Regions from separate parts of the Mus musculus genome. Here regions 1, 2 and 3 are each linked to region 4. The links are chromatin loops, found by intact Hi-C in ENCODE. Cell type or tissue: heart. All regions are shown on one strand.

Region 1 (8,000 bases), 51 kb after region 4:
GGCGGGTCTCTTTGGGTGATGCAGATGTGCTGAAATGAGTGAGACCCAGCCAGACCATCTCTTGATGCAGGAGAAACTAGTTACATTGGTGCAGTGAGGGATTTACTAATTAACTTGCTAAGGAAATACTAAGGTTACACAAAGTAGAATTTAGCTGAAGGAGATCTCCAATATTAGCAGTACACTAACCAGGCTTGCTGAAACTGCAGGAAGAAGAATTTTGTACCATAACTGAAGTTTAGGGTTTCCAGAGAAAGTTTCTGCTAATGCTTGTTCACCAAGATTGACCTCCAATTAGGCTTCATTGCCATAACAAAGGGAGACAGCCCTGACTAACAACCAGCCTTTAGGCTACTCCCACATCAAAGAACACGCCCCCAAGGGGCAGCTCAAGGGCACAGCAGGTTTGAAGCCATCACCAAGTCCGGGTCTGCTTTTATTTAGGTCAGGAGAAGCACAGTCCTGCCAGGTGGGCAAGAGGGACCTGGGTAACAAACATTCAAAAAGAACACCAGTTGTTAAGAAATACTATTAAGAAATAATTCCAATAACATCTTTACCCTGTAAATCTCCCATCTGCCCCAGTGGCCAGACTTGCAGTCTCCTGTCTTGTTTAAATTGTTCAGAGTGTGACCTGGACTGGAATGGAGAGGTTTAAGGATGATAGCAGAGGTGAAAAGCACTTGTCTAAAGTGGCTATGTTAGTAAAACCTGTTCCAGCCGGCTCCTCTTTGGACACAGCCAGGGTGGGATGTGAGTTATCATTAAGGTGTTTTCTCCGCAATCTCCTGAGTGTGCAGAGTGGGTTCTCACTGGGGATGAGGGAGAGCAAGAAGAGTGGTTCTCACTGGGGATGAGGGGGAGCAAACAGAGTGGGTTCTCACTGGGGGGGGGAGGAGCAGGCAGAGTGAGTTCTCACTGGGGATGAGGGGGAGCATGCAGAGTGGGTTCTCACTGGGGAGAGGAGCAGGCAGAGTGAGTTCTCACTGGGGATGAGGGGGAGCAAACAGAGTGGGTTCTCACTGGGGGGGGAGGAGCAGGCAGAGTGAGTTCTCACTGGGGATGAGGGGGAGCAAACAGAGTGGGTTCTCACTGGGGGGGGGGGGAGCAGGCAGAGTGGATTCTTACTGGTGATGAGGGAGAGCAGGCAGAGTGGGTTCTCATGGGGTGGGGGGACACGCTTTGCATCATTCCACCCTGATGAACAACAGCTGAACCTGTCTGAATCACACCTCCATGAAAGAAAGAGAAGAGGAGGGAGGAAGGAGAGAGACAACATGGGGTGAGAGGGCGTTAGAGACGTACACTCTCAGTCTCACACAGAGGGGCACATGAGCACAGTAGCCTGGCAAGATGATTCTTCTGTGAAAAGGGGGCACCAAGACCCAAACTGGGCGAGCAAGCACACCGGACTGGAGGTTCACTGCATTTCCATTCTAACACAGGCGGTGGTAATTCAGTGTCTTCCCCCACCCCCACCCCCCCACCCCACCCCCACCCCACCCCCATTCCATCCTCCCAGCCCCCATTGTCTGGGATTGGACCTCAAAGTTTTTCATGACTGCCTAGTTTTCAAGGAGTCAGTGCAAAGGAAATCAAAGGCAATAGAGGTCACTTAAATTCTGATAACTTGGCAGGACGTAGTGGCACACACCGAAGGCAGAGGTCTTCTGTGAGTTCAAGGCCAGCCTGGTCTACATAGTGAGTTCCAGGACGGCCAAGGACTACATACTGAGACCCTTCTCAACCAAACGAACACACACAAAACAAACAAAATAATAAATTTTGATAACACAGCAGGACCTTTGTATAAACAAGTTTTAGCCAGTTGGAGGGAAATAAGGACATTTGCATAAATGTTTCAGAGCGGGAGAGAGAGAAATATTTTGATTTCTTGTCACAAACAAAAGTTTTTCAGTGCTTAAGAGAAAAGAATATTAAATGTTCCTTGCAGGAGAGAAGGAGGAGAGGAGAAATGGAAGAGAGGACGGGAAAGAGAGTGGGAGGGAAGTCTGGAACTGAGGCGAGAGGGGGAGGCCAGGTACCTGTCCGCAGACACCTGGTGAACGGAGCTTCCCTGTGTGCCTCTAGGAGCCTGTGAGAGACATTGGGAGGTGTGGCCAGGATTCAGGGAAGGAAGGCTGTGTGGCTGTGGCAGGTGGAGGCTTTGCTGGAGCCCTCCTCCTCTCCAGCAGGCTGGACAGGGCCTTGGGTTGTACGCCTGTCAGAATCTCCTTATAAATGTGGAGATGAAGCCTCAAGAAAGGTGATTTGCATAAACTTGCATGAATCCAGCTCTGAGAAACAGGGTTGAGCCAAGCGCATTTGTCCCCAAAGCCGGGCTAAGGGGGAGAGGCTCAGGGATCAAGTGCCTGCTTAGCCCGTGTGAGGACTGGAGTTCTACTCCAGGGCTGCACACACACAGGAAAGGAGGAATCAGCAAGATGTGCAAGGACACACCTGCCATGCCAGTACTCGGGGAGCACAGGCAGGAAGACCATGAGTTCAAGCTCAGCCTGGGCTACTCGGTGAATCCCAGAGAAAGCCTGAGCTGCAAAACAAACTATTGGGGGGGGGGGGAGAATCCCTCCCCCTCAGGAGAGTACATGGAGGGGACAGAGTCCAGCCTGGAAGAGGCAATCAAAGAGGGCTTCTGGGAAGAAGTGACACTGAAGGAAGAGATGTATGTACCTTATAAGGAAGGTTATGGTCCCCAAGGTGGATGGACAGGCTGGAGTGTCCATCAGGTGGGCCTGGGAGGAACGGGCATTAAAACAGGAACCAGTGGAGAGGGACTTCCATGCAAACACTATCATCAGAGTGTGTCAGACACTGGGGCCACCTTCCAGGAGCCCCGTAGCACAAGAAAGTACAGCCATAAATGTCAACACTTAAATTTTCTTAACACTGGCCCCAAAATGGCCCCAGAGAGCTACACTCCCAATGTCTGGGTGCTCACACTGGGCAAAGTGACCCACGATGACCAAGAAGCTGCTGCAGAAATCTGGCACGGACTTCAAGACTGAACCCCAGAACACAATAGCTTCCAGCCTGCTCTCTTGGAGTCATCTGCTCTGGGGAGGATATGAGCCATGTTGAGGGGAAGTCAAAACCAGCCTGAGAAGGCAGAGTAGGCCGGTTGATCAAGCCATGGTGGGAAGGACCCTCCAGGGCCAGTCAAAGATGCAGGCGACTGCAAAGCCAGGTTCCCCTTGACTACAGCCTTACAGTGACAGACTCAGGAAGCAGAGACCCCAGAGGGTTCACTCCTGAATGCGCACACCATGGTCTAGCACAGGACTGTTGCTCGGCTACAGTGTGCTGCTTCGGAGTGCTGCTGTGGGGTCCATTTCCAAAGAGGTCCTACCTCATGCTGCTAGATTAGGAAGTCAGAAAACAGCATCTGTGTAGGGCAGACACTATGCACCTGTGTTCCAGGACACCCAGAGAGGTCAAGTCATGAGGTGAAGGCCAGCCTGGCCAGCATCAGGAGGCAGAGGCAGGACTCCAAGGCTGGCCCAAATTGCAGAGGGTTAGTCTCCAAAAAACAAAAACAAAACCAAACCAAAAAAAAAAAAAAAAAAAAAAACCAAAACAACTTTAAAAAGTAAAAAGAACTGGGGAATGTAGTTCTGAGGGAGAGCTCTTGTCCTGCTGTGTGAGGCTCTAAGACCTAGCCCGGGAATTTCAAAACAAACAAAACCTTGCAGATAACCAAGGGGGTTGGAGAGATGGCTCAGTTTATAGAGGTCCAGGGGTTGCTTAGAGTGGCCCTTCAACTCTCAGCAAAGACCCAAAGTGAGACCGAGCATGCTGGAACAAGAGGAAGAACCATGGGAGCCACCCAGAAAGATATTGGGCTTTCACAGTGCTGCATGGGACCCTGGGGTGGCTGGAAAAACGCTACAGGTGCCACGCCCCCAGCCCCTCACTGTGGGATTCCAGGCCCCTTGCTGTTACCAAAGGGCTGAAACAAGCTGACATCAGCAGAGCTGGAGCTGAGCAAGAAAGGGGAAAACCCTATCATAGAGCTTCGCCTGATTTTTTTTTCCCTGCTTCCAGAGCTTTGTCCCAGGACTGGGTCTTTCTTCTGGAGGCTGAAGAGCCCAATGCCCTCTCTCTGAGCTTTGCCTTCGTAGATCCAATCTCACTGAAACTCATACTGCAGATAACTTTTGTTAGTTCTGGCTCAAGACAGAAACAAAGTAAATACAAAGTACAAGGAAGCCTGCTCCAGGGGGTTGGCAGCTCTACTATATCTACTGGGCGGCGTCTTTACACATTTCTGTAAAATCTCAGGAAGCTGTATATTTGACTGTATATTTAACACAACTAAAAAGAAATTTTTCCTGTGCTAAGTAGGCTGCCATCGACTATTGCCTCGCTATAATCGGGGCTGTGCTGGGCATTTGTTAATATTTCACTGTTATTCTGTCAATCTGAGGCTCAGAGAGGGCAAGTCACTTGGCAAAATTCACACAGCAATAAAGACCAGAGACAGAATGGCTTCGAGTGGGTCTAAAGGGAATATCTAGGGGCCAGCCGCTGGGGCGGGCAGGTTGTCACAATCTCTTCACAGAATAAGATACCGTGGCGATCTAGAGGCTGGCCTGGGTCCGTGAATCGTCGCGTGGAAAGTGGGGACTGCCTCTCCAGCTCGGTAGGCAAGGCAAGGCGAGCCTCCTAGCCGGGCATATCCGCTGCCCACCGCTTTCCCCGCAGCGGTGCCCCGCGGAGGACCAGGACGGCCACCCTGCCGCCCCGCACGCCTGGTCCCGCCGCGACCTACCTGGGTGTACGGCCCGCTGCCGGCTGGACCCGTGGCCCGGGTCGCCCGCGCTGCCCTCGCTCATCACGGCTCGGCGAGGACCCTCCAGCCGCCTGCCGGCGGCCCTGCCTTGTCGGGTTCCAGATGACGTCACAGAGGCGGGCGGGGCCGTTCCCACGGGCGCGGGGTGGGGACCGGCTACCTCCAGGAGCCTCTCAGTCTTCTTTCTCAGTCTCCTTCTCCCCTCCCCTTGGTCCCTCCCTCCCCTTTCCTACTCTCTCGGTGCGCCCTCCCCTTCTTCTTCCCCCCTCCCCTCCCCTTTCTCTTTCTCTCCCTCCCTCTCTTCTGGTACTCTGAGACCCAGGTTGGCCTTGAGCTCCTAATCTCCTGCCTCCACCTCCCAAGTGCTTGGATTACAAGTCCCACTATTGTAAATTGTCACTTGGTAGCAAGTGTGGAACAGAAAGTGTGGAACGTTGCCCTTTGGGTTCGTGTGTGTGTGTGTGTATGTGTGTGACACATGCATAACTAAGACAGTCAATGTGTACCTTACACGCTATATATCAATGTATGTGTGTGTAGATGGCTGTCTAGAGGGTGCAGTCAACTTGCATGGTTACCGGAGGGAAGGGCAGGTGGGGGATTTGCTACATATGTTCTTCCTAGAAATGTTCTCATTCACCAACACCCCATACATATATATACATGTACAGCTAAAACGTAAAATTAAAGTAATGAATGGGGCCAGTAAGATGAATCAGCAGGTAAAGGTGTTTGCCACCAAGCCTGGCAGCCTGAGTTCTAGCCTCAGAATCCATAGGGTAGAAGGAGAAGATGGGCTCTCACAGATGTCCCCTGCATGCATACAGGCACAAAAGAAATACGAATAAATGAAATTTGGAAAATATTCTTTTAAAGAAGAAAGTGGGATTTTAGAGATGCTTCGTTGGTTAAGAGCGTTTCCTGCTCTTCCAGAGGATTGGGGTTCAATCCCCAACACCCACAACCACCCTGAACGCCAACTCCAGGGAACTCTCTTCCAACCTCCACAGGCACCTGACACACCGTACATGCTCATGCAAACACACATACACATAAATAAAAAGTTAAAAAGAAGAACTTGGGAGACAGATGGATCTGTAAATGTGAGCCAGCCTGATCTACATAGCAAGTTCCAGGCCAGCCACGGCGACATAGTGATACCCTGTCTGGAAGGAGGAGAAGGAACAAGGAGGAATTGGGACTTGATGGATGGAGTGGCTGTCCCACCTTCTCAGGAGGCTGAAGCGGGAAGATTGAGCCCAAGAACTCAAGGCCAGCCTGGACAACACAGGAACCTCCACAAAAAAAGAAAGTGGATCAGAGGAGGACCAGGGACGAGCAGGTGGCAACAGGGCAGAGCAAGACTGCTATTTTGAGAATTACTAAAAGGCTCAGACGCCAGCTGGCACCGGAGACCATTAGCAGTGGCAGTGAAAGCAGCCAAGCGGGATCACCACGTCTGTTTGAAGGTCACCTGGCTTCCCAGTGTCCCTCCCTGTGCTCTTCACCCTCTGAATTTTCCTACACTGTGCCCTCATCCTCCCATGTCAGTTAGATAGTGTCTGCTGACCTCTGGCTGTTTACATAGTTTCTGTCCTTTTAGTTTCTCTGGCTTACTGAATGATTAATACAGGATATTAACATTAATTTAAAAAAATATTGCCAGCCATGGTGACGCAGGCTTGGAACTCCAGAGCTCTAGAGACAGAGGCAGCACTATTATGAGTTCAAGTCCAGCCTGGGCTATATAGCAAAACCTGACTCAAAACAAATAAATAAGAAAACTGAACTAGAATATAAAGAATATGACCCAATGGTAGTGAGGAGTGTTCCAGCAGGCACCAGCTTACTCCTGTATGAGTTGCAATCCATCTCCAGGGCCTGGGCTGTTTCTCCCCAAATAGAAACATTTCCTATGGCTTTCCTTCATCTTCCAACCCACTTCCACGTTTCCATCTCATTATTTCCAGCTAATTTTAATTTATGATTATGGATGTTTGTGTCTGCACACCATGTGTGTGCCTGGTACCAGTGGAGACCAGAAGAGGGCATCATGTCCCCCAGAAATGGAGTTGCAGACAGTTGTGAGCTTCCATGTGGGTGCTGGGACCCAAACCAGGGTCTCAGGAAGAAAGCCAATGTTCATAACTGTTCAGTCATTTCTCTAGACCCTCGAAGTGTTGTGTTGTTGTTGTTGTTTTGTTGTTGTTGTTGTTGTTAGGGTCTCATCAGCCCAGGCTGGCCATGAGCTCATTATACAGCCAAGGGTAACCTTGAACTTCCCCCTGCCCCTCCTAAGTGCTGGAATTGCAAATGTGTACCACCATGACCAACTTCACTGTCAACTCTTCCAGAAAACTGTATTTGTAATAAGAAAATAGAGATCACTGAGTTGAATGTGTTCATTTGAGGCTAGCTTGCATAGTGAGAACTGTGTCAAAAACAAAGAGGGGGCAGAGAAGGGAAAGAGAGAGGAATCACAATGGATGCTATCACCATCACCACCGCCGCTGCTGCCACCAGTGTGTGCAGTGTTTTGTGTTTATGCAGGTGCATATGCACAGTATGTGGAGACCAGAGGTCACCTTTGGGTCTTACATCTCAGGAGCTCTCTGCCTTGCCTTAGTTAGCTTTCTTTTTCTTTCTTTCTTTCTTTCTTTCTTTCTTTCTTTCTTTCTTTCTTTCTTTCTTTCTTTTCTTTCTTTTCTTTCTTTCTTTTCTTTTCTTTTTCTTTTTTTTCTTTTCTTTTTCTTTTTTTTAGACAGGGTTTCTCTGTATAGCCCTGGCTGTCCTGGAACTCACTTTGTAGACCAGGCTAGCCTCAAACTCAGAAATCCACCTGCCTCTGCCTCCCGAGTACTGGGGTTAAAGGTGTGTACCACCACGCCTAGCACTTAGTTAATTTTCTTTTTCTTTTTTTTCCCCAAAGATTCATTTATTATTATTAGGTGACTTCTGATATACCAGAAGAGGGCATCAGATCTCATCATGGGTGGTTGTTAGCCACCATGTGGTTGCTGGGATTTGAACTCAGGACCTTCGGAAGAGCAGTCAGTGCTCTTAGCCGCTGAGCCATCTCACCAGCCCCTTAGTTAATTTTCTAATGCTGTGATAAAATGCCACAACCAACGCAACTTATAGAAGAAAGAGTTTATTTGGGGATTATGGTTTCAAAGGATTAGCGTCTGTG
Region 2 (8,000 bases), 320 kb after region 4:
AAGCTTCACTTTTGACTGACTTCTTACTCCCTTTCTTCAGGCTGTTCTCCACAGAGACCCTGGAGTTGACCAGGAGGATGTCTCCCTCCTGGTGGGTCTTCTTCTTCTTTTTCTTCATGTTGTGATCTCTGGGGCTCCCCTGCTTCCTTTTCTGCCCCAAGGCTGCCTGTTCCTCTGCCTCTGCCCCCTCTAAGCATGAGTGCAGGGAATCCCCAGCCTCGTAGAGCCAAGCGTCCTGGGGAGGAAGGGCTTCCGTGTCAGGAACCTTTTTTTCCTTCCTTTGTTTTTTGGACTTCCTACCAGCTTTGCTTACCTCCTTGGCATGCTTGGGGTCTGGGGAGGTCTTCAGCCCTGAGCCTTGGGAGGCAGCCTTTGATAAGGACTTCCGCCTCTTCTTTTTCTTCTCTCTGATGAGGCCTTCTGCTGACTGCTCAAGGGCCTGCCTTCTAGGGCTAGGTGACTTTTTCTGCCTTGCCCGTGTAGGCTCAGCCCCCAGGCACTCCTCCAAGTGAGTGCTACAGGACTTTTTTTTCTTCTTTCTCTTGCTCAGTGATATCTCGGGGATCTGCACCTCATCCACATTGTTAGAAGGGGACGTGGCCCTCGGAGGAGAAGCGTCTATAAAATAATCATTACTGTTTAAGACTGAGTATTGAGTCTCTGGTTCTGAGACATTTGCAACCACTCTCTTTTTCTTCTTCTTCTTTTTCTTCTTCTCTGGGAGTTGTGGGCCCAGGTCTGCTTTCTGGGTCTTGCTGACCATTACTGAGAAGAAAAACAGAAATAATGCAGTTTACCATTCTACCCAGTCCCAGCCTGCGGTCCGAGAGAAAGGGAAACAGCTCCCATTCCTTGGGAGCAGGAGGAAAGACAATTAAATGGCAGGAAGTGCAAATGCAGATGGCCTTACATTCAAATCCAAACTCCTCACTCAGTTTGACTCTATCACCCCACCTCTCTGCACGTCACTTTCCTTTTCTGGAAGGAAAGAACACATCCATCCTCAGAGAGGTGCCGGGAAAGCCCAGAGAAAAGGCTTTGAGCACTTGATTCCTTGTCCACCATCTCCCTGAAACCTCCAGACAGACCTATATTCAACAGATATTTACCAAGCGCCTACTCAAGCCAGCACTGCAAGACACAGCTGTGATCAAGACTTTAGCTGGCTTCCATGACATTTTTTTTTTTTTAAAAACCAGATGAAGCAGAGAGAACATCCAAGCAGTCTTCCACCAGATCCAATAAATGGCACAGTTAATAGTCAGCTCTTTCCTCTGGCTCATTTGTCGAGTGTTCCTGCTCTAGGTCTACAAAGGAATCCCCCTGTTCCAACTCTTACCATCCCAAGCTACTTAAACAACGTGGCAAAGAGAGACAAGCCCCAGCCAGGACTCCAAACTCTTGGGTCAAATAGAAACACTGGTACACTTCCTTGCTTTATACCCTTGGCCCCTCTGGACTCCGGTTTTATCATCCATATAAAGGCTGAACCAGAAGGTACACAAGTTGGGCTATCTCAGTCTACAAGACAGCTGCAAGCACTGTCTTCAGTTTCAAAGTGACTGCTAGGAATTAACATGTGGCCATAACACATGGAAACCTTCATTACCTGGCTTTCCTCGGGAAAAACAGAAGCACTTACGACAAGTGGCCGGGGATTCAATACATGGCTTTCACTATGATCACCAGTATGCTTCTTGCTACTCTGTGGACTAGAGACAAAACATGGGAGGCTTCTAAGGAAAGAGGTGGAAATTAAGGGTCCAGGAGCTTCTCTATCCTGCACCTCTCCTTGGCTTCGGCGCTAACATGCTCCACAAAGGATTCAGCTTGCTCTGGGCAGCTTCAAAGATCTAGGCCAGACTTGAGCCATATCAAGTCCACTCTCACCTTGCTTTAGGCGCACACCTTTAATCCCAGCACTCCGGAGCCAGAGGCAGGCAGATTTCTGAGTTCAAGGCCAGCCTGGTCTACAAAGTGAGTTCCAGGACAGCCAGAGCTATACAGATAAACCAAAAAAAAAAAAAAAAGAAAGAAAGAAAGAAAGAAAGAAGATGCCCCCACAGACATGTATAATCTTATACACCAATATTATGGTGGCATTTTTCTCAACTCCATAATATTGAACATGGTTTTCCAGTTTGACCAATAGGATGGTAGAGTCAACCCTTGAGGCAGAAGTGGAGGGTGACTGGGCAGCTGGATGAAACAGCTGCCTTGATATAACTCACTCAGCATGTGTACTGTAGGGCTGAGGCAAGGAAGTCACTCTCGCCAACAGAGACGACATAAACAGGACTTCAGGGATGATAATTAACAAGAAAACATAACTGGGCCTCAAGACATACTGACTTTTAGAGGACATAGGAAGGGGACTCACAAAGGAGAGAAAGATACAAGTCCCGACAGGCCAGTATCAAGTAAGACCATGATGATTCTACAGGATTAGGGCCAGTGATCACGAAAAATAACCCGGACAAAAAGGTCCCAGGCGTCAGCTTAACCCACTTCTTTGTTTTGCCACTCAGCCAACAGCAACATACTCTTTTCCATCCCTTTAACTGTACTTCACTCGCGAGAAGTGGAACCGAACCTACACTGCATCACCTGCAAACACAAGCTTTCTTCAAAAGCGCCTTGTTTTTGAGACAAAGTTTGACTACGTCGCTAGGGCTGATCTGCATCCCGCGTGCCGGGGTTATAGACGTGGGCCACTATGCCCAGTGTGAAGGCACTCTTAAATTCCCGCGGCAGCAGTGGATAGGGTTAGTGTGACCAATAAGCCTCACAGGCCTCGGAGACTGTAACTCACTAGGTCTCAAAGTCAACAAGGTGCAAAACACGGACTCGAGCCAGAGGAGCGTGTGCTGCCCTCACCAACCGCAGGCTGCTTGCTAGCCAGGATCATCCCCATGCCTACTCCAAGGCGGGACGGCTTGGAGAGAAACCGAGGGCTGCAGGCGAGTTGGGGGTGACTTATCTTTGTTTTCCTCTCCCCCAGCGTGCAGCACCTTCCTCGGGGCCCCGCACAAACCACCCGCACTCACCTGGTTCGCTAGCAGGCCAAGCGTCCCCGCGTGAGCAGCCGCGCAGCCGCGATCCGGAAGTCAGCTTCGACTTTCTGGCCCGCCCCCTCGAAATCCTTCTCCTTCCGGGTCGCGGCCTCCCGGTGCCCTGGGTTGCTGTAGAAACCGCGTCCATGGCGGCGCCGAGACTTGTATCCAGCCGCAGCGTGCTGCGTGAGGAGGCGAGCGGCTCCGCGGATTCGCCGATCACTACGCGCACGCCGGTGCCCGCAGTGTCGCCCGGGTCTCCCGAAGTGCTCGTGTCACCCCCGCAGGTCGTCGAGCCGCCGGGGAAGAGCCTATGGGATCAGATCTGCGAGGGTAGGCGCCCCGCCGCTGGTCGGGCCGGGCGGGACGCGGGCGGGACCCGCCGGGACGCGCGTTCCAAGCCTCTGTGCGCCAGGCGGGTGACGCGCGCGGGCGGAGGAGCCGAGCCTTAGGCCCACACGCGGAGAAAGAGGTTGGCGTATGTCTTGGATTCCGGTGCGACCTCAGGCAACAGGCTCGCAGAAGGAAACCCGGTCAGAGAGTTGCGTAGTGTGAAGCTTCAGGGTAGAGACCCGGACCGCCCGCAGATCGCCCGAGGAAGCAGGGAATGAATGAACTCTGTAGACAGGCTCCGGTGATACTCAGGAAGTATTTTGGTGTGGACAAATAGATTTTGATCTCCACTTGCCCCAAAGCCTTTCTGAAGCCCCACAAGCAGGCTAGATCACTTGTTCCTTTGTAGCCCACGAACCTTGGTCATGGGGTCTTGTAATAGTCGTACAGCGGGCATAACAATGGTACCTATGTCGTGGTGTTAGGAGGTAGAACCACGTAGTCACAGATCCTAGGTTACAGGAAGAGTGTTAGTTTTCCTTCATTCCAAAGCCTCCAGATCTCAAAGGCAAGAGACACAGATTCATTCATAATAAGTCCGCTGTCTATCCCTTCTCCCTTTTCTCTCGCCTTTTTGGACTACAGACTGGCTTCCAGCTGAGTATCCTCCTGCCTCAGCCTTCCAGCTACTGAAAGATTTTCATTCTTGTGGCATTGGCTGTCCAATACAACACTAATAGAACGTTCAATAATCTGTGCTGTTAAATGGGTTTGGGGTGTAATTTGGGACTGGCAGACTAGAAGAACCAAATTTCTTATTTTACTTAATTTTGATAAATTTAAATAGCAATATTTATGGAATAGTTCCAGGTCAGTAAATGTTTCGTGAATGGAAACAGTGAATTTGTCAGTGTATAGAGGGAAAAATGGTGACTTGGAAGAAGTGGTGAGTTCAGAGGAAGAAGAGAAGAGTCAGTCAGTCCTCCCAGACCACAGGGCTTGCATTACTCCTTCCCTGTAACCTTTGCTTTAGAGAAAAGGTTTCACCCTGATGTTCTTGTAAGTTCTACCCTTAGGGTCCTTACCCGAGGAACTATCTGCAGCAATATTCAGGTGTCTATATACTTACTGTCTTTCACCCAGAGGATTCACTTTTCCAAGCCAATAGATCTTCATAGTACAGTTTATTGTATAGTTTGATACTTTTCTTATTGCTGTGAAAAATATCTGACAAAAGCAACTCAGAGACTTATTTGGGCTCACAGTTTGAGGATATGGTACATCATCCCAGTGGGGGCTCCTGGCAGCCGGTCCCGTTTGCATCCACAACTAAGAAACAGAGATGGATTCTGGGGCTCAACTCACTTCCTTCCTTTTATTCAGTCCAGGACCACTAGCCCACAGCAGTGTTGCTGCCCCGTCAAATTGGTAATATCACAAGTAGTACTGGGGAAGGTGCTCTTTGAGGGGGATAATTCCTACCTCACAGGGCTGTAGTGGGAACCAAGTGAGATAATGAGAAGATGCTCTGGACTTTGAAAGGCTCAATACATGGTCATAAATATTGATACTTTTTTTTGTCTTTTCTTGTGGAATCAGTTTCTGTGGGGTGTGTTATACCTGGATAAAAGCAAGGACAAAGGGTTTTAGTGCTCTCTGAAAAGCAAGGGAATTGATGTCACTTACAAAATAATAGCTGTTGAGCAATGGGGGTAGAGATGACCTATTTTATACAAGGCCACTGTGACTTCAACCTAGATGACTGTCCTAGTTATTTTTCTGTTGCTGTGATAACACTGACCAAAGGCAACTTGGGGAGGAAAGGGTTTATTTCAGTTTACAGGTTCTAGTCCATTGTTGAAGAACACCAAGACAGGAACTCAAAGCAGGAACCTGAAGCACTGACCTCAGAAGAATACTAGTTACTGGCTGGCTCCCCTGGCTATTACTAAGCCAGCTTTTCTTACATAACCCAGGGCCACCTTCCCAGGGCTTGTATTGCCCACATTAGTGAACAATCAAGAAAATGCTCACAGAGATGCCCACACAGGTCAGTAGGTTTGAAGCGGTCCACCAGTGGAGACTTCCTCAGATAACTCTGGCCTGTGTCAAGTTGACTGCTGAAGCTAACTGGAAGAATGAATAATCTAATTCTGACACATATAACATAGGCTTGTAGAGTAAGCCTTTAGGGAGTGTATTCAGCTTCTTAGAGAAAGCATGATGCTGGGTGTTCTGTGTACATCTGTAATCCTAGCACTTGAGGGGCTGACACTAGAAGACCCAGAGTTTGAGGCCAGCCTGAGCTATATAGACTCTCTCCAAAGAGGCAAGAAAAAGGGCAGGGAGAAAAAGAAAAAGTGTGTATGCTTTCTGGTAAGCTTATCCCTGAAGTTAGTTATTACACTCTATTAGGAAAAATCCATTAAATAATGGTTGCAGCCAGTAGCCCTGGCAGAAGCTCAATTTCATGAAAACAAGGTGTAGCATCGCTGAGTGTCCAGCTTACCTCCTTTCTCCTCCCTGGCTGCCGTGTGTATACCTGCCTGCCTATCCGATAACTTATTTATAAATGTTCTTCAGTGTTCTTCCTCATCATTCTAGCAACGACTAACGCCTTTGTATTCTCAACATTGTTTGTATCATTATCAATAAACTTCCTTCCAGTGCTTCTAATTAAATCGTAGTGGTTTGTGATGTTAATGGTTTTAAGCATTAGAGGCTCCTTGTTTCCTGTTTGAACACTGCTGCAATTACTGCTATCAGCATCCTCTTGCTGTCCTTGGCTCATCAATTAATCACTCTCCAGCTCAGCAACCTTGGTGTTTTAGAAAGTAGGTCCTTCATCCAGCATTGGTCAGCTCTGAATGAGTTCTTCTTCCTCTAACAGACCAGCTGAGCAAGCCAGGGGAAATGACACCAACCAGCTCTGGGCTCTGCTCATCAATCAGTGTTCATCAGCATCTTCTCCCACCTCCCATGTCTACTGGTCCAAGTTTTAGCCCAAATAAATAGTCCTCCCACTTAGCACAGGACACATTTACTGAGAAGATGCCTGCAGTTGGGAGTGGACAAGAAATCCAACTTCTTTATACTAACACACACATAGTGCATATCTTTAACCTCAGCACTTGGAAAGTAGAGGCAGGTAATCTCTGAGCCTGAGGCCATCCTGGTCTACAGAATGAGCACCAAGCCAGCCAGGCCAACATAGACGCTGTCTGCAAACAAAAACTTCCAACACTCATTTGATCCATAAACAAAGAAAGACACGTTCTATCACTCATGACTTAATGCTCTTTTTGGGCTTTGGGGCCACTGTCTTGTTATTCTCAGGATCTCAGTCTATCACTTCCTCCTCTCCGTGTCGCCATCTTTCACATCTCTGCTAGCTTATCTCTTCACACACCTTGATCTGTGATCACAGGAGACAGCCCCATTTTGAGTCCACTTCCCACCTTTTCGTTGTTCTAAGTCAGGCTTCTTGAAGAAACACACTACCTTTTTCACACCATTTCCATGCCCACTGCCTTTCCAACCCAGAGCAGAGTAGCTTCCACCCTACTGCCCTATGTAGTTGTTCTCCTGCCTCAGTAACAAGTATCTACTGATGTTGGAAACCTCCCTATTGGGTCATACATGACTCAGTGTTAAACACCAGTGGCTTACTTTCCATCTAGGGGATGTCTTTGCCTTTTACTCAGATAACCCAGTCCAAAAGTACAGTTTATCTTAACTGCCTCCATTGCTATGATCCCTAAAGATTCAGCACCCCTTTGATATATAAAATGATATCCATTCCTACCATGTTCCTGCATGACCTTTGCTTGGACCTGACTGGGACAATGAGGGAATGGAGAAAAGACACAGGTAGGACATTCTGGGCTCTCCGCTGCAGAAACCTTAGCATCCAGAAGCTCAGCGTGTTTATAAAGTTGAACAGGGAGGAGAGGTTCTTGCAGATAAACAAGGAGGCAAGGTCTGTGGTTTAGAGCAGGTCAAGGAGAGGTTTAGCAGATCTCAGTAGGAGCACTCCCTATAGGGGAACAGTCTTCAGGCTGTGGACATCTAGTGGAAGAATGGTGTGGATACTTTCTGCACACATTATCAATATCCACACAGACTAGAAGAAAAGGCTTTGTCATTTGCTCCATGGGTCTGAGGCTCTGGTGTTCTTGACCTGGCTGTGTCCAGGATAATAGCACACATTACTTCAGGACTCTGCTCACTCTGGGCTTCCTCGGCTCTCAGCCCCAGTTGTTCTTAGACTAGGGTTCATTCTGTATATAGATAACATTAAGTTCCCCTAATCAGTGAATCTTAGTTAAACTCTTTGGTAATTGAAAGATTATAGGGGCTGGAGAGATGGCTCAGCTGTTAAGAGAGAGCACTGTCTGCTCTTCCAGAGGTCCTGAGTTTAATTCCCAGCAACCACATGGTGGCTCACAACCATCTGTAATGGAATCAGATGCCATCTTATGGTGTGTTTGAAGACAGCTACAGTGTACTCTTATACATAAAATAAATAATCTTTTTTTAAAAAGAAAGATTATAAGGGCTATAAACAACATACCCGATTTTCTTAAGCAGTTCTTAACAGTTTGGAGAAAACAA
Region 3 (8,000 bases), 230 kb before region 4:
AGATGTTCACTGAGCTCCACCTAGCGCTGGGCTGGGTGCTGAGGCTAGAGAGACCCATAAGCCATGGGCCTCAAGTGAGGGAACCTGTGGTGTGCTCCGAGTGCCCTGTGGGAACACAGACAAACAGGAGAGCAGGCATAGGAAAAACAAGGAGGGCATCCAGGAGGAGGCAACAATTGCTAGAATGGGCGGACAATCACCATTGCACAACCAGGGGGAGCATTACATGGCAATCAGAGAGGGGGAGGGGCCAGGTGACTCGGACCTTTTGGGTTATACCATGAAGTTTTATCTTGTGAGTCTTACTCCTGAGAGTGAGATCTGAGAATCCATCCTCTGGTAGGAAAACAACAACAACAACAACAACAACAAAAGCTTCTGAGATTCCATCTGACCAGAAGCCTCTTCTCTAGAGATGATCCTTGGATCTTATGGGTGTGTGTGTGTGTGTGTGTGTGTGTGTGTTTTGTTGTGTGTAAGGGATGTGTGTGGTATGTGTATGAGGTTTGTATGTGTGGTGTGTGTGTGTGACATGTATGTGTGTGTGGTGTGTGTGACATGAGTTTGTGTGGTGTGTGGTGTGAGTGGTGTGTGTGTGTGGTTTGTGTGTGTGTGTGTGGTGTGTGTGGCATGAGTTTGTGTGGTGTGAGTGGTGTGTATGTGGTGTATGTGGCATGAGTTTGTGTGGTGTGAGTGGTGTGTGTGTGTATGTTGTGTGTGTGTGTGTGTGGTATGTGGTGTGAGTGGTGTATGTGTGGTGTGAGTGGTGTGTGTGTGTGTGTGGTGTGAGTGTGCTGTGTGTGTGTGTGGCCTGAGTGTGTGTGGCATGAGTGTGTGTGGTGTCATTGGGCACCCTGGGTCATTTCAGCTTCCCTGGAGTCTGGGGACTCTGCCGCTGGCAGCTGCAGCTGCACTGTTACAAGTGGGATGATTGGATGACTTTTCGTTTGGGCTGCAGGTGGAGCCTAGGGCTCTGTGCATGCTAGACAGAGCCTGGAACACTGACCGTGTCCCAACTAGAAGGCATTATTTTTAAACAAATCATCTGTTGCCAGGTGTCAAAGTTTATTTTAATTGTTCCGAAGAGAATCTTTTATTTTTTTTTAAGATTTATTTATTTTATTTATATGAGTACATTGTAGTTGTCTTCAGACACACCAGAAGAAGGAATCAGATCTCATTACAGATGGTTGTGAGCCACCGTGTGGTTGCTGGGAATTGAACTCAGGACCTTGGAAGATCAGTCAGTGCTTTTAACCTCTAAGACATCTCTCCAGCCCAAGAGAGTCTTTTAGAAGAGATGAGGGAAAGAAGTTACCAAAAGTTGAGTGACAGAGTTTTTGTGTTAATTAGGAAAAGAATACAAAATAGAGTTGCCAAGCAAATGTTAGTGTGAGCCTGTGGCCTAGTTTTTTGTTTTTTGTTTTTTTTTTTAATAATGACTTTTATTTTATTTTATTTATTTCTATGTATATGAGTACACTGTAGCTTTACAGATGGTTGTGAGCCTTCATGTGGTTGTTGGGAATTGAATTTAGGACCTCCAGTCAACCCCACTCTCTCTGGCCCAAAGATTTATTATTATATACTGTAGCTGTGCACCAGAAGAGGGCTTCAGATTTCATTATGGGTGGTTGTGAGCTACCATGTGGTTGCTGGGATTTTAACTCAGGACCTTTGGAAGAACAGTTAGTGTTCTTACCCGCTGAGCCATTACGCCAGCGCGTGGCCTAGTTTTTTAGGAAGCAGGATTTTCCAGGAGACTGAGGCTCGCCAGGGCTGAGACCACATTTTCTCTTCTCTTCTCTTCTCTTCTCTTCTCTTCTCTTCTCTTCTCTTCTCTTCTCTTCTCTTCTCTTCTCTTCTCTTCTCTCCTCTCCTCTCCTCTCCTCTCCTCTCCTCTCCTCTCCTCTCCTCTCCTCTCCTCTCCCCTCCCCTCCCCTCCCCTCCCCTCCCCTCCCCTCCCATCCTCTCTCTCTCTCTCTCTCTCTCTCTCTCTCTCTCTCTCTCTTTCTTTCTTTCTTTTTGAGATAGGGTTTCTTGTTGTAGCCCTGGCTGTTCTGGAATTCACTCTGCTGACTAGGTTGGCTTTGAACTCAGAGATCTTCCTGTCTCTGCCTCCCCAGTGCTGGGATTAAAGGCGTGTGGCATTATATTCAGTTCAGTTTCTTTCTTAGAAAATATTTATTTATAAATCATTTTTAGGAATGTGTTTGCATGTGTATTTGTGTGTGGGAATGTGCATGAGTGAAGCATCCCAGGAGGCCAGAGACATTGCATCTCCCTGGAGGTGGAGTTGAAAGTGACTGTGAGGCACTTGACATGGATGCTGGGAACTGGATTCTGGTCCTCTCCAAGAGCAGTGCATGCTCTTAGCCATGGATCCATCTCTCTAGCCCCTTCAAATATCTCTAATATAATTTAGTGTGTTAAATCTTGACATGATTGTGATCTAAACCACAAGTCATGTTTGGGGTTAATATCATTAGCGGACTAAAAAAATTACAATTTAGGCTGGTGTGAGGTGTTCGCCTGACATCTTGGCATTGTAATTGAGGCAGGAGGATCAAGAATTTGAAGTCAGCCGGGCGTGGTAGTGCACACCTTTAATCCCAGCACTCGGTAGGCAGAGGTAGGCGGATTTCTGAGTTCGAGGCTAGTCTGGTCTACAAAATGAGTTCCAGGACAGCCAGGGCTATACAGAGAAACCCTGTCTCGAAAAACAAAAAACAAACAAACAAAAAACAAGAATAAGAATAAGAATTTGAAGTCATCTCAGCTTGATCTTTATGATCTTGTAGTTGGTCAAAGGATTACATTTGATCAATTGTAAATTGTCAAACAAAATCTGGTGGCAAGAGGTACATCGTTAGGGTAGAGAGATGGCTCAATGCATGAAAATTGCTGCCATGAAAACTGAAAACTTGAGTTCGATTTCCTGAGCCCACATAAATGTGGAAGGAGAGAACTGACCACACACAGCCCGCTGACTTCCACATTTGTGTGTGTGCACACATGCTCACAGGCACGTGTGTACATACTCACACATTTAAAAACAGCTACACTCTTACCAAGAGTAGCCGAGGGCCAACCAAACAGCCTGATTTGTGAATACTTTGGCCAAGGCCTGAGCTAACTTTTACTACAAAGATCCGGAGAGTAATTTCATATTTTTTCAGGACATGAAAATAACAGAGCTATGTAGGGACACACGTGGCTGTGCTCCAGGAAAATGTTATTTACTAAGTCAGGAGTGGTGAGCCTAATACCCAAGGGGAAGCCAGAGGTTGAGAGTTACTGGCCAGTCTGGGATATATAGCATCATTCTCTCAGAGAGAGAGAGAGAGAGAGAGAGAGAGAGAGAGAGAGAGAGAACAAGCAACAAAACTTTAACAAAAAATGGGAAAGCACAAATTTGGCTTGTAGCTATAGTTGGCTAACCCCATTTGGCTTAGCATGTAGTAAGTGTTTAGCAATTGCTCTCAAATGGCAATTTCGAAATCAGTTCATTTTTATGTTTTTTTTTTGTTTTGTTTTTTTGTTTTTGCAAAAGGTAGAAGGTAGAAAGCAGGAAGTTTTAATGGTCAGTTCCTCAAAATACAGTCTTATCTAGAATGGATTTCATTTTATGTGTTTATTGAAGAAATGAAATCAGAACATGAAGGATGCTGAGTACAAGTGGGCTACTACTGCAATCAATCAATCAATCAATCAATCAATCATCAATCAATCAACCAACCAACCAATCAAGCACACATGCAAGCAAGCAAGCAAGCAACTAACCAACCAACCAACAACCAACCAACCCACATCAAAACCCAAGGCCTAAACCAAGCACCACATGGTGTTGATGTTCTCAAGTCTAACAGCAGGTGGCGCACGAGGCTAACACACGGCCGAGAACTCCCGAACCGTCTCATCACCGTGGCTTTACATTTTAAAGCCTCTGTTTTAATGAACAACACAGCAAGTTTGAGCAATGACTTTATGTTGACAGCACATTAAAAAATATCCTGGGGGGTCCCTTTAAAACTCATCGAGGTGACTTGGCTTTTGCTGGTCAAGCATTCCTGAAGCCTGGGTTTTTCCTGTAAAACCTTATGAATTACAGGAGTTTGGGTGAAGGCCCGGTGAGATAGAGATACAAAGGGAGGGGGAGGGGGAGAGGAAGGGAGGGGGAGGGGGAGAAGGGAGAGGGAGGGGGGAGCAGGAGAGTGTGTGTGTGTAGGCGAAGGTCATTCCATGGCCAGCCTGGAATATGAGACCCTTTCTCAAAAATCAAAAGACAGCTCATCAAAAAGTTTAATGGTTGGTTCTCTTCTTTCCAGTGCTGTTGTAGATTTGTGGGCTCAGTTCTTGAGGAAAATGGGCTAGTACACAAAGATGGCTTCAATGTGCTCTCTAGGCACGAGAGGGACCTTAGAGGAGAGATGGTGGAGTGAGGTTTCTTACTCTGCACTGAGCTGACCATGAAAATTAAGCTGGGTGTGGCCAGCACCATCAGACCCATCTACTCTAGACCCTAGGAGCTTGGGAATTGAGGGCAGCTTGGGCGACACATGAGACCCCATCTTGAGAAAAAAAGAATTACAGTGGTAATATTTATGTTGTATGTTTTGCCAAAATAAGTTAAAAACACTTTCCACAAAGTATTACCTTACAGGTCTCCAGGTCAGAAATCCAAAGTAGGTCTCAGGAGCTAACATGCCTATTGGCAGGACAGTGTTCCCTTTGTAGGTTTCAGGGGTGCAGTGGTTTCTACCTGATTATGTTTTCAGGTATATGAGTACACTGCAGCTGTCTTCAGACACACCAGCATTGGATCCCATTACAGATGGTTGTGAGCCACCATGTGGTTGCTGGGATTTGAACTCAAGACCTCTGGAAGAGCAGTCAGTGCTCTTAACGGCTGAGCCATCTCTCCAGCCCCTCTCTTCCATTTTTCAAGCCAGCAATAGCAGTTGAAGTTTCTTCTTCAATTGGTTCTCTCCTTCCACTATGTGGGTCTTGGGAATTGAACTCAGGCCATCAGGTCCACAGCAAGCTCCTTTGCCTGCTGAGCCCTCTAAACGGCTCTCATGCAATTTCTTTGATCTGTTCCTTTTCCTACCTCTTCCTTATTTTAATTTTATTTTTTTAAGTTTTTTTTTTTTAAGATTTCTTTATTATTATATCTAAGCACATTGTAGCTGTCTTCAGACACCCAGAAGAGGGCATCAGATCTCATTATGGATGGTTGTGAGCCACCACGTGAGCCAATCTCTCCAGCCCATTTTTTTAAGTTTTAAGATGAGGTCTTGCTATGGAGCCTATGTTGGCCTAAAGCTTATCATCTTCCTGCATCACTAACTTTTGTATGCTGGAATCACAGGTGTGCATCACCACACCCAGGATTTTAGAGACTCTTGGAACTCTCTTGCATCTCACTGGATAACGCAGGGTAACTTCTCCATTTCAAGACTAAGAACACATGAGATCTACAAAGTCTCTTTGCCATGAAGGTAACTCAGTAATAGTGATTCCGGGGCCAGTCATAGAGGTTCCGGGATCAGTCACAGCCGTTCCTGGGTCAGTCACAGTAGTTCTGGGGTAGGTTCTGGGACGCACCTGTACTTGCCACTGTAGACACAGAGGACAACTAAGTCTGGCTACGGAACTCACAGGGTCCACCTGCCTCTGTGTGCTACTATAACTTTCTGCATTGCTCTAAAGCAGTGATTCTCAACCTTCGGAATGCTGTGGCCCTTTAATATAGTTCCTTAGGTTGTGGTAGCCCACAATCATAACATTATTTTTGTGCTGGGTAGTGGTGGCACATGTCTTTTTAAAAAATATTTATTTATTTATTTTATTATATGTAAGTACACTGTAGCTGTTTTCAGACACTCCAGAAGGGGGCATCAGATTTCATTATGGATGGTTGTGAGCCACCATGTGGTTGCTGGGATTTGAACTCAGGACCTTTGGAAGAGCAGTTGGCACTCTTAACCGCTGAGCCATCTCACCAGCCCCAGCACATGTCTTTAGTACCAATACTCAAAAGGCAGGGGCAGGTGGCTCTCTGAGTTCGAGGCTAGCCTGGTCTACACAGCAAGTTCCAGAATAGCCAGGGCTACACAGAGAAACCATGTCTCATAAAATAAAACAAAAATTATTGCTATTTTAAAACTTTTTTGAAGTTTTGTAATTTTTGCTATCGTTATGAGCTGTAATATAAATATTTGTGTTTTCTGATGGTCTTAGGTGGCCCCTATGAAAAGGTTGTTCAACTTCCGAAGGGGTTGTGACCCACAACCTGAGAACTGCTATTCTAGAGGCAGAGACCCATATATTGAACTGGGTCTTGAGCTCAACGTAGCTTAGAATGAGCTTGTGTCTAAGCAGATCCACCATACCATCTGGTTTATGTAGTACGTGCTAGAGACTGAACCCAGGTCTAAACGGTGCTAGGCAAGTGCTCTACGGACCGAGCCACACCCAGGCCCAATGACCACAGGTCCTGAGTAGAGATTTTGTCGGCTCTAGGCTCGATGGCGTACATCTGTCAGCTAGACTGGATTACGCACATCAGCTTTGCCTTTGGATGGATTTTACAGCTTACCAGGCCACGCTCGCTCGTCTGGAGGCAAACTCGTGGAGATGTTAGGTGGGGGCACGAAGGAATAGGCAATGGGTGTGGCCTGCCCAGCAAGTTGTCCATGGCCTTCAGAAGCACAGAGCATAATCAATATGGATGACAAATTGATTTAGGCTGCTCCCTGCTGCCATTGTTCCTTATGGCTTTCGGTGGTTAGTTACTGCCATAAAGAAATTTATAAAATGTGTTTTTCCACACTTATTTACTTTGGTGTGTGTGTGTGTGTGTGTGTGTGTGTATGGAGGTCAGAGGATAGCTTTCGGGAATCAGTTATCTCCTATCACGTGGGTTCTGGGAATCAAATTGTATGGCTTGCCAGCACGTGACCCTACCCACTAGACCGCCTTGCCAGCAGCCCCAAGACACAAGTTTTAAGGATGAGGGTGGACCTGAACGTGGCAGCTTTTTCTTTTTCTTTTTAAAAATGTATTTATTTTATGTATATAGGTACACTGTAGCTGAACAGATGGTTGTGAGCCTTAATGTGGTTGTTCAGAATTGAATTTTTTTAGGACCTCTACCCACTCTGGTTGACTCCACTCGCTCCAGTCAACTCCACTCGCTCAGTCCTTGCTCCTGCTTATTATACGTTAAGTATACTGTAGCTGTCTTCAGACATGCCATTCCCATTATGGGTGGTTGTGAGCCACCATGTGGTTGCTGGGATTTGAACTCAGGACCTTCAGAAGAGCAGTCAGTGCTCTTACCCACTGAGCCATCTCGCCAGCCCATGGCAGCTTTTTCTTTCACATCCTTTTTGTTGTTGTTGTTGGTGATGATGATGCTTTAGAGTCCAGGACTCTCACTTGCCAGGCAAGCGATTGCTACTGGGCTACAGCCCCAGCCTTCATCACGTCGACTTGAACAAACACCCGTGGATCTGGCTTGTTTCCAGATAGGTATTTAGTAAATGCCTGGTTGTGATAATAGTTATCACAAACTATTTATTTTAAAATGATCACACGGCATGACTGACCTTTTTGGAATGCATATCTGTACATTTTAATACATGTAGAGATTTCTTTAGTCACCATGAGAATATAAACAGTTTCATTGCCCACCCCCAACTTCCCATTTATTCTTTTATAATTACATTCTCCTCCCTCTCTTGGTTCCTTGCAAGTTCTTATATATTCTATGTCAGTGTAGTATTGTCTTTTAAAGAATGTCATAGAGGGGCCATTGAGACAGCTCAGTTGGTAAAGGATCTTGCCCTGACAACTTGGGTTTACTCCTGAACCCTAAATCTCCTTAGGAAGGAGAGACTCCTAAAAGTTGGACTCTGACCTCTATAGCATGCCAACACACATATAATAAACTAGTGTAATAAAAATAGGATGAGTACTGTATAGGCTTGTCTGAC
Region 4 (8,000 bases):
AAAAAAACTAACAACAACAACAACAAAACTGTGTCCTGAAAACTCGCAGACTGTTCTCAATAGAAAACAGGACATGCAATGAGAGGCATTCTCCTGGCATGAAGGACTCTTCACAGGAGAGTTGTGCAGGGCCACAAGCAGGCACCCACCATCTTACACATGGGATGAGCTCTGGGGACTGGGATCTGTGGGGATCTAAGCTGCCATGTGTCATGGTGACAACAGGATCTGGTTTATTCCCCAGCCAGACCCAGGGAGGTGGGGGTTACCAGGCTAGTGTGCACACAGGGAAATGAAAACCTAGAGGTCAGGTGACCTCTTCAGGGTCGCAGAAGTAGATGAGAGATCTGGAAAGGAAACCTAGATCTTCGGGGCTGTTAACCCCTCTCTCTGATACTCTGTGCTAGGACAAGCCTACAACAACCTCCTGGCACATGGAACATTCTTCTAATGGAGGGACTTTCAGCCTTTTCTGCAATGAAACATTAACACCACAAATACACCCAATTTCCAGACCCAATTTCTTTCTCTCTTACTTTCTTTCCCCCTCTCTCCATTTTTTTCTTTCTGACCTGGAACTTCCTATGTAGACCAGGCTGGCCTCAAAGTCCCAGCGATCACCCTATCTCCAGCTCCCAAGTGCTGGGATTATAGGCATGCACCACCACACCCAGCCAGAGTCAATGCATATCTGTGCTTTTAGACAACAGAGCAAGTGCTTTGTTCCAAGTGCCTCCCTTTGGAGCACACAGCCAAAAGTGATGCCCGAGGGCTTCAGATACACTGCCAGGGCAACAGACTGGGCTGAGACTCAGGGAAGAACCCACCTGAATGACAGGGCCAACACTGGTCCGACCGAGCACGGCCATTTGCCCTGCATAGATGCGGTTTGCTCCATATTCACCAGCGTGATCCACCCGAATTATTCGATCCACGGCTGCCCGGTTAATATTGTCTAAGGTCATCCCCGAACTGTGACACCTGATGATGAGGCCTCTTCCATACTCTGCAATGAAAAAGCAAGTGTCCGTCTCATTATCCACACAGGACACTGACATTCCTGAAAACGGAGTTGTGGGGTCCAGGGATGGAACTCAGGCCCTTGTGCTGGAAAGCAAGCACCTTTACCCACTGAGTCATATCGCTGGCCTGTTGCCTTTTTGCCGACAGAATGAAAGACAAGCCTGAGGGCTGGACACATCTACCAGTGTGTGTTCTTTATCACCTGCAATGCTCAAACCCAAAAGACTTCACCTAAAGACTAGGGTTTCCGGATTTACTTTAAACATATGGCGATCTGGAAGGACCGAAATCTGTCCTCACAAGGCAGCTGACGTGACAGCTGTTTCAGGAAAGGGAGGCTCCCCTCTCAAGCTGTACAGCAGAAGCCCCTGGAGTGCACCCAAAGCTATCTATAATGCTCTCCCTAAGTCTCCCTGGGAAGCGGCCAGTGTTGATGTTCTGAAAAAGCTCAGGGGACAAAGCCTGGCATCCCAAGTTGAGGCTTCAACGTTCTTTTAATACACCAATTCCACGGGCAGGTGACTGAGACCCTGCCTGACAAGGTTTGACCTCAGACTAAACTCTTCTTCAAATGTAAACACTTTCACTATACTTCCAAGCTCCAGATTAGAGGATCTTGAATGTTTACCTCATCCCAGAAGGGTCCTGTAGTAATGTGTGTTTATTCCATATAAAAACGGAAACCCACAGGCCCTCTGGTTTGTCACTCTAGCTGCACCCTGTTTAAAGTGCTGCAGGCTCTCTGCTTGCTATGACCACCATGTCTTTGGAAGACACTTCTTTTCACCTAAGCAAACTTCAACATCCAGAAAAGGGGTGGAAAAGTTCCCATACGTCTTTGGCTCTTTCATCAAGAAGGCTTAAGGTCTTTGGACACAAGGCCACGGGGCAGGATTGGAGTATCTGGTGTGTATGCATGCCGTCGTTGGGAACGTGAGCTTTGCTACCAAGTAGAATTTTAAATGCTGTATCTATTTATCATGGTGCTGGAGATTAAGCCTGCCCTGAGCTACATCAACAGTCCTGGGACAAATAGCGCTGTGTGTGCAAAGGCACGTGGATTCTGCAGGAGAATGGCTTTGGTCTACTGCGCATGGCATGCTCTGCCTCACTCAGCTCACTGACTCTAACTGGACAGAGTCTGTGGAGCAGACACGGCACCTCAGCTCTCCTGCCGAGTGTAAGACACCAACCATTCCAAACTGTCTTCAGACAGTGGGGCTCTACGGTTTGAGGCCCATATTTTATGGGACAGTGATGGGACACAATCAGGAACTTGTTGCATTTCTGTGTCCAAGTTCAAGGGCTTATGCTTCTGGCCAGCTTGTCTCCATGCAGAAAGCAGGGTCTGGAGACAGACTTGGTGAGCCAGTTGTATTTCTCAACACAATCTTGTTTGCTTGTGCTCTTACTTTTTAGCAAAGAAAGTTCAAGGCAACCCAGTACTCCTTTTTAAAAAGTATATTAAGGAATAACAAGGGGCCTGGGGAGGTGGCTCAGCGGTTAAAAGCACTGACTGCTCTTCCAGAGGTCCTGAGGTCAATTCCCAGCAACTACATGGTGGCTCAGGAGCATTTGTAATGGGATCTGATTCCCTCTTCTGGTGTGTCTGAAGACAGCTACAGTGTGTTCACATATATAAAATAAATCTTTTTTTTAAAAGAAGAATAACAAGGAGCTGAGCAGGTGGGCCAAGTTTATATGGCTGGCTTTTGAGGTGTGATAAACAGGATTCTTTATAACTGAGAACACACTGGAATGTTCTCTCAAACACAACTTCTGCACTCAATGACTGGGAGAGGGTAGTGTTTGTCCTTTTACCTAAGAAATCAGTATAGGTATTAATCCCAGCATGAGTTGGCAGAGCTCTGTGAATTGAAGGATATCCTGGTGAACAAGCAAGGTCCAGGTCAGCCAGCGCTAGAGGCTGTCTCAAAACCAAATTAAAACCTATCCAGTAGCAAGGCTAGTTTTATTTTTTTAAGGAGACACACACTTAAGGTTTTTTTTTAATTATTATTATCATGAGGGTATATGAAACAAAGGAAACTAAGTTACTTCATAAATGAAAACAAGTGATTCTTATTGTTAACCTGTTCACTGGGTTAGCAAGGAACCTTAAAATTCACATCCCTGAGACCTGACTGCCTTGTTACACACTTTAAAATAAAGCTGAATCGCAGAGCTAGAAGCTCTCAAGAGTGCTGTTCCAGCCATGGTATCTGGGAGATTTTAAGTGGCAAATGAGAAGATTTTAAGTGGCTTATGGACACATAAATTACATACTAAGAGGCTCTTAAAAAGTCTCTTCTGATCCATTTATCACCAAGGAAAACATCTCTATAACTGGCATGTCTTGAAAAATATCCAAACACTTGCTAAGCACTCTTCTCTTCCAGAAAGAAAAACAACCTTGGACTCAAGCCTTGGAAGGCACACACAACAATATCTAATGAAGTTTCATAGCTGTTCTCATGGTATTGGTGGTGGTGGTGGTGGTGTGTGTGTGTGTGTGATTACTCATCCATTTGGGGGCAGACAATTCTGGCTTATTATTTACCAAAAGGATGTAGTTTCAATTAAATTACTTAATAAGTTGTAGTTAAACAAAAACACATCTCAAACCTCCAAACAATATTGCCTTCAGGCAAAATAGAAATCTAATGCTTGAAGATTTAGTTTCGAGAAAATGACCACGATTTTCTGGGGCAGCTCGGATGAATCAGACCTGAATCCAAACCTACCTCTCTCCATTCCAAATTCAAAGCTTACCATATTTTGCAATACAAACAGTCCCATGAGAGGCTTGATAAAAACAGAGACTCTACGGCTCAAAAGAAGGCTCAGCAGTTAAGAATGTGTACTGCACTTGCAAATGACTTGAGTTGGGCTCCCAGCACCCATATATAGGGATTCACAAACTGCCTGTTACTCTAGTTGCAGATTCAAACCCCAATTCTGGCCTCTCTAGAATTTAATTATTGTGCGCACGCACGCGCGCGCGCGCGCGCACACACACACACACACACACACACACACACACTTTTTAAAACTCTAAAACCTATCAATCCAGTGGATAATGAGGGGGACCCGAAAATCTGCATTTATAACAGATTGATGCTGTCGTCGGAAGGCTACTTTGCTTGAGAAAGTCCCGAGTGGAGACCGGAGGGACACTGCAGGACACTCAAGTTCCACACTTGCACTGACGTCACATCACAGGCTGGTAATCACTTGTTCCCCGGCAGGGCATCCTGCAGAAGTTCACCCGTTCCTATCAATCAACTAGACGTACTACAAACCCCACCCCCATGTCGCGCGCTTGTGACGTATAGACGTCCTCCCCGTGACATCCGTGACCTCCACTGCAAATAGTCACCGGCGAAGAGCCCCGCGCCGAACCACGACCCCGAACGGCCGGTACCTGAGAAGGGCCTCCGGACACCAGTGCGCAGGCGTCCCACGGAAGCAGCCGCTATGGCTCCGGCGGCGCTCATCGCTGCGGACAATGCAGCTATGGTCCAAACGCCCCGCCAATCGTGCTCTCGACTCAGGGTGATGACGCATAGATGCCGCGGACCGAGAGCCAGAGGAAACGCCCCTAGGCCCTGGATTACACCCGATTGGTTAGAAATGACCGATTCACGTACTCTATTGGGTCTTCCCCCTGTCGATCATTGTAACGTCGTGAAGGCGCCCGGTCGGCTCTTAGGGTTGATGCAGAGCTGCCCTGGAGAGGCATTTTAGGTTAGGGTTTCTCCCTGTCTTGGAAAGGCGACCCGCAGGTCACTGTTGTTTCCTCCACGTTATGGAGATTATTTTTCTCTATTAAGAGCCGATTTACACCTGAAAGTCAGCAATTACCTGGTAAAACATGCCAGTTTTCGGTGTAATTGTGGGTTTCCCAGTTTGTTTCCCGTTACTTTCCGTTCCTTCTCAATTTTTATATTGAGATTTGCTTCATTGTTCATCCTTTACTGGATTATTCATGGCCTAGTGCACATTAGTGATGAACATAGCTGTGTGTTGAGGGAAGGAAAATTTAGTAACATACATTAAACATTTTAAAGTGCATATCCATTAATATGACAGCTAGGATCTAGCCAATAGAAATAAATTTTCAAGTCAGATAAGTATATAAGGGGAAAAACCATACCTGCAAGGATAATCAGTGCCTATTATAGGACCACTAGAGACTGTGGCTTTAGGAAAACTAGAGTTTGCACCCTTGGCGGGAGGGGGGCGGGTATTTGATTCATAGCTACTGTAAAATAAATGAAACTACTAACCCATTCTATATAATTATAGTGTTCAATTAGTATACTACAGTAACTTAAAATTAAGACGAGCCCAAGTACTGGGCCTTAGCGGCAGTGAGGGTACTTAAATATTCCTGTGGAATACTCAACCTAAATCTGGCTCTCAAAGCCTTCAAATGTTCAGAACCTTTCCCGTGCATTCCACTTCTAGATCTGTCCTAAAGAGATAAAAGAATGTTGAGGTGTATGTCCTAGTTATTACTGGAAATTTTTGGAAGTGTTAAAAAATTGGAGCTAGAGAGAGCTCAGAAGTTGAGAACACTTCTTGCTCCTGTAGAGGACCTGGGTTTGATTCCCAGAAGCCACAGCAGGAAGCTAACAACGGCCTGTAACTCCAGTTCCAAGTGACCCAGCACTCTCCTCCGGACTCTCTGCACATGTGACACACAGACAAATACATGTTTTTTAAAAAGGTTACCATCAAGAGAATGCTAACAAACTATGACTCATGAGCACAGTTAGCAGCTCCCTGAAATGGATGTAATGACGAGTTCAGATCTGATTATGTCACTCAGGCTTGCCTTAAACTGGTGAAATGGCTGCTTTGGCCTCTGGAGCTTCCAGGGGTGTTAGAACAATGAACTTTGAAAGAACTTTGGATAAAATAGAACATTTAAGTGGAAAATATGAGACTACTACATTTTCTTTCTTCCCTCCATTTGTGCTTGCTTGCTTTCTTCTCCCTTCTCTCTCCTCTCTCTTTTTCTCTTTCTCTCTCTCTTTCCCTTCCTCCTCCCTCTTCCCCTTCCCCCACTCTGGTTATGAGACAAGAATTTCACCCTGTATCCAGATGACTTTCAACTTGCTGTGTCATCCAGGCTGGCCTTTGGTGCCTCTTTAAAAAAAACTTGTGTGCTTATGTGTAATTTTGATTTTTCTCTGTGGTTTTCAATGTTCTCATACTTTATAGTAAGCACTTTCATATTTTCAAAAGACAACGAAGAATATGTGATTCCATAATCAAATTCTGAAATATAAAAGCAAGTTTGTCTTAGTTTTGTATTTTAAGTGTAAGGGAACTGTCTCTGAAGGTGAAGGAATTTGTTCACAGTCACACAGCAAAGAGCATGTCCCATGTTTCAAGTACCTCTCATGCTCTGGACAGGTTTCTGGTAAAGCCTCACTCTACAGAGTAAAGATGTGTTCAGAAGTTCTCACACGGTCAGATCTTGTACCACCCAGGAAAAAATGAATTCTTCTGTTCGCAAATACTTAGAGCATAGTGGCTAGCTGCCATCAGATTTTTGGCTGTGAGGTCTGATTTGCCAACTTAACAGTTAATGCAAAGTAAAGACCTGTCTAACTGGATTCTCCTTCACTGAGATGAGAACATTTCGTGGCTGCGAGAACCTGCAGGTCTGCTCTGCCAGAAAGAAATAGAGAGGGAGAGAGAGAGAAAGAAGGAGAGAGAGAAACAGACAGATAGACAGACAGGCAGACAGACAGACAGAGGGGAGAGAGAATAGAAAAGAGAGGAAGGGGAAAGAGAAGGGAGAAAGAAAAACAGAACCGGAGCCTATAGTAGCAGACGGGAAGTGAAAATGTTTGCAAAGGCTTTTAAAGTTCAATTTCCCAGTGTTCCTATGGGGGAAGAATGACAATACCTACTTCAAGTACCCACCAGTGACTGCATAGTTACTGGAAATGTGTGTTACCACTGTGGAAGGCTAGATGGCCATTACAAAAGGGAGCTACTTGGAGAGAACATCAAGATGTTATTAAGGAGAAATTAAAAAATATGTATTCACAACACGCACCCAACACATATATAGCTACTTTCAATATTTATTATATATTTATAGAATATTAAAATAAATACAAACAGTGGCTTTCAATGGTAGCAAGATATAAAATGCTTAAGATATTGTCTTTGACGTTCAAAACACACAAACCTGCTTTTCTTTGGCTTCTTAATAGCCAAGAGGAGACAAGACTCATCTAACACATCCATCGATGTCAAAATGCTACTTCCTCTAACTGCAGTGACAAAGAGCAACTTTACTGAGTATTGCAGTTCTCTTCATCACTTAACCAGTGATGAAGAGCGTCTGTGGGTTTGAGGACAACCATACTCTAAAACTTTCAAGACACGGAATCAGGAGTTTAACACACACCCGTTAGAGAGCCGCACTTTAAAGCTATACAGACATTGCCTGGTTATTCCAAGTTATTAAAATATTCAAGTAGGAGGTGCACACATTAGCAGCACTAACTAAAACCAACATACCAATTGGCATATTTTGTTATCTGTTTTATAATAAAGAAAATATGTTGTTTATTTTATCTACCATTCCTACAAACATAGGACAGCAGATTATCCTCAGGGCCACAGTGAGGACAAGAATGCTTCATGAAGGCACTAGGCAAAAATGCCAGCAACCAGGATTTGTAGAATGAGAATGGAGTAAACTTTGGTTTATTCAAAACTCCTGTTGTTAGGCTTTAAAACTCATAGATCTTAAAATACAAGAAAATGTTACAAAGCACATGTTCCCACAGGAACAAAAATATCCCAGGTTAACAGCCTCATGGAAGATGACGGAAATGATTGTGTAGAGCTTGAGGATATGAGTTCCGCCTCCAGATGTACATATGCACACACACACACACACCCCTCACCAAGGGCCCTTTATACGAATTCACACATGTAAGATATGG

Evidence for each region. A loop is a pair of places that touch in the nucleus more often than their neighbours do. Peaks named below come from ENCODE experiments on the same cell type or tissue, not always from the same donor. Only the 100,000 strongest peaks of a DNase experiment are listed, where the experiment ranks them.
Region 1: it touches region 4 in a loop (3.0-fold over the local background); 8 of 42 quality-filtered maps call a loop at or near these places.
Region 2: it touches region 4 in a loop (2.1-fold over the local background); 2 of 42 quality-filtered maps call a loop at or near these places.
Region 3: a loop joins it to region 4, with 3 times the contacts of the local background. A loop is called at or near these places in 13 of 42 quality-filtered maps.

What each region holds. Positions count from the first base shown.
Region 1 is chr7:118,579,815-118,587,814 of GRCm38, forward strand. It overlaps Tmc7 (transmembrane channel-like gene family 7), which reads right to left and starts at 4,872. Exons shown (of 16, transcript NM_172476.4): 1 at 4,790-4,872. The coding sequence starts at 4,853. In heart, CTCF peaks have their summits at 4,866 and 6,362; DNase peaks (open chromatin) are centred at 4,847 and 6,207; H3K4me3 peaks cover 1,044 bases; H3K27ac peaks cover 954 bases; H3K27me3 peaks cover 1,589 bases.
Region 2 is chr7:118,852,576-118,860,575 of GRCm38, forward strand. Knop1 (lysine rich nucleolar protein 1) reads right to left here and starts at 3,423. Exons shown (of 5, transcript NM_023197.3): 1 at 3,048-3,423; 2 at 1-765. The coding sequence starts at 3,201. Iqck (IQ motif containing K) reads left to right here and starts at 3,177. Exons shown (of 9, transcript NM_001374605.1): 1 at 3,177-3,386. The coding sequence starts at 3,200. In heart, no CTCF peak of the experiment used is centred here; a DNase peak (open chromatin) is centred at 3,186; H3K4me3 peaks cover 2,297 bases; H3K27ac peaks cover 1,685 bases.
Region 3 is chr7:118,301,133-118,309,132 of GRCm38, forward strand. No RefSeq gene overlaps it. Among named protein-coding and RNA genes, the nearest start is that of Gm35083, 22 kb to the right of the region's middle. In heart, a CTCF peak has its summit at 3,868 (motif pointing right); no DNase peak of the experiment used is centred here; H3K27me3 peaks cover 272 bases.
Region 4 is chr7:118,528,732-118,536,731 of GRCm38, forward strand. It overlaps Coq7 (demethyl-Q 7), which reads right to left and starts at 4,625. Exons shown (of 6, transcript NM_009940.3): 1 at 4,448-4,625; 2 at 828-1,006. The coding sequence starts at 4,520. It overlaps Tmc7 (transmembrane channel-like gene family 7), which reads right to left. Exons shown (of 16, transcript NM_172476.4): 16 at 7,113-8,000. In heart, no CTCF peak of the experiment used is centred here; DNase peaks (open chromatin) are centred at 4,350 and 4,580; H3K4me3 peaks cover 1,868 bases; H3K27ac peaks cover 1,969 bases.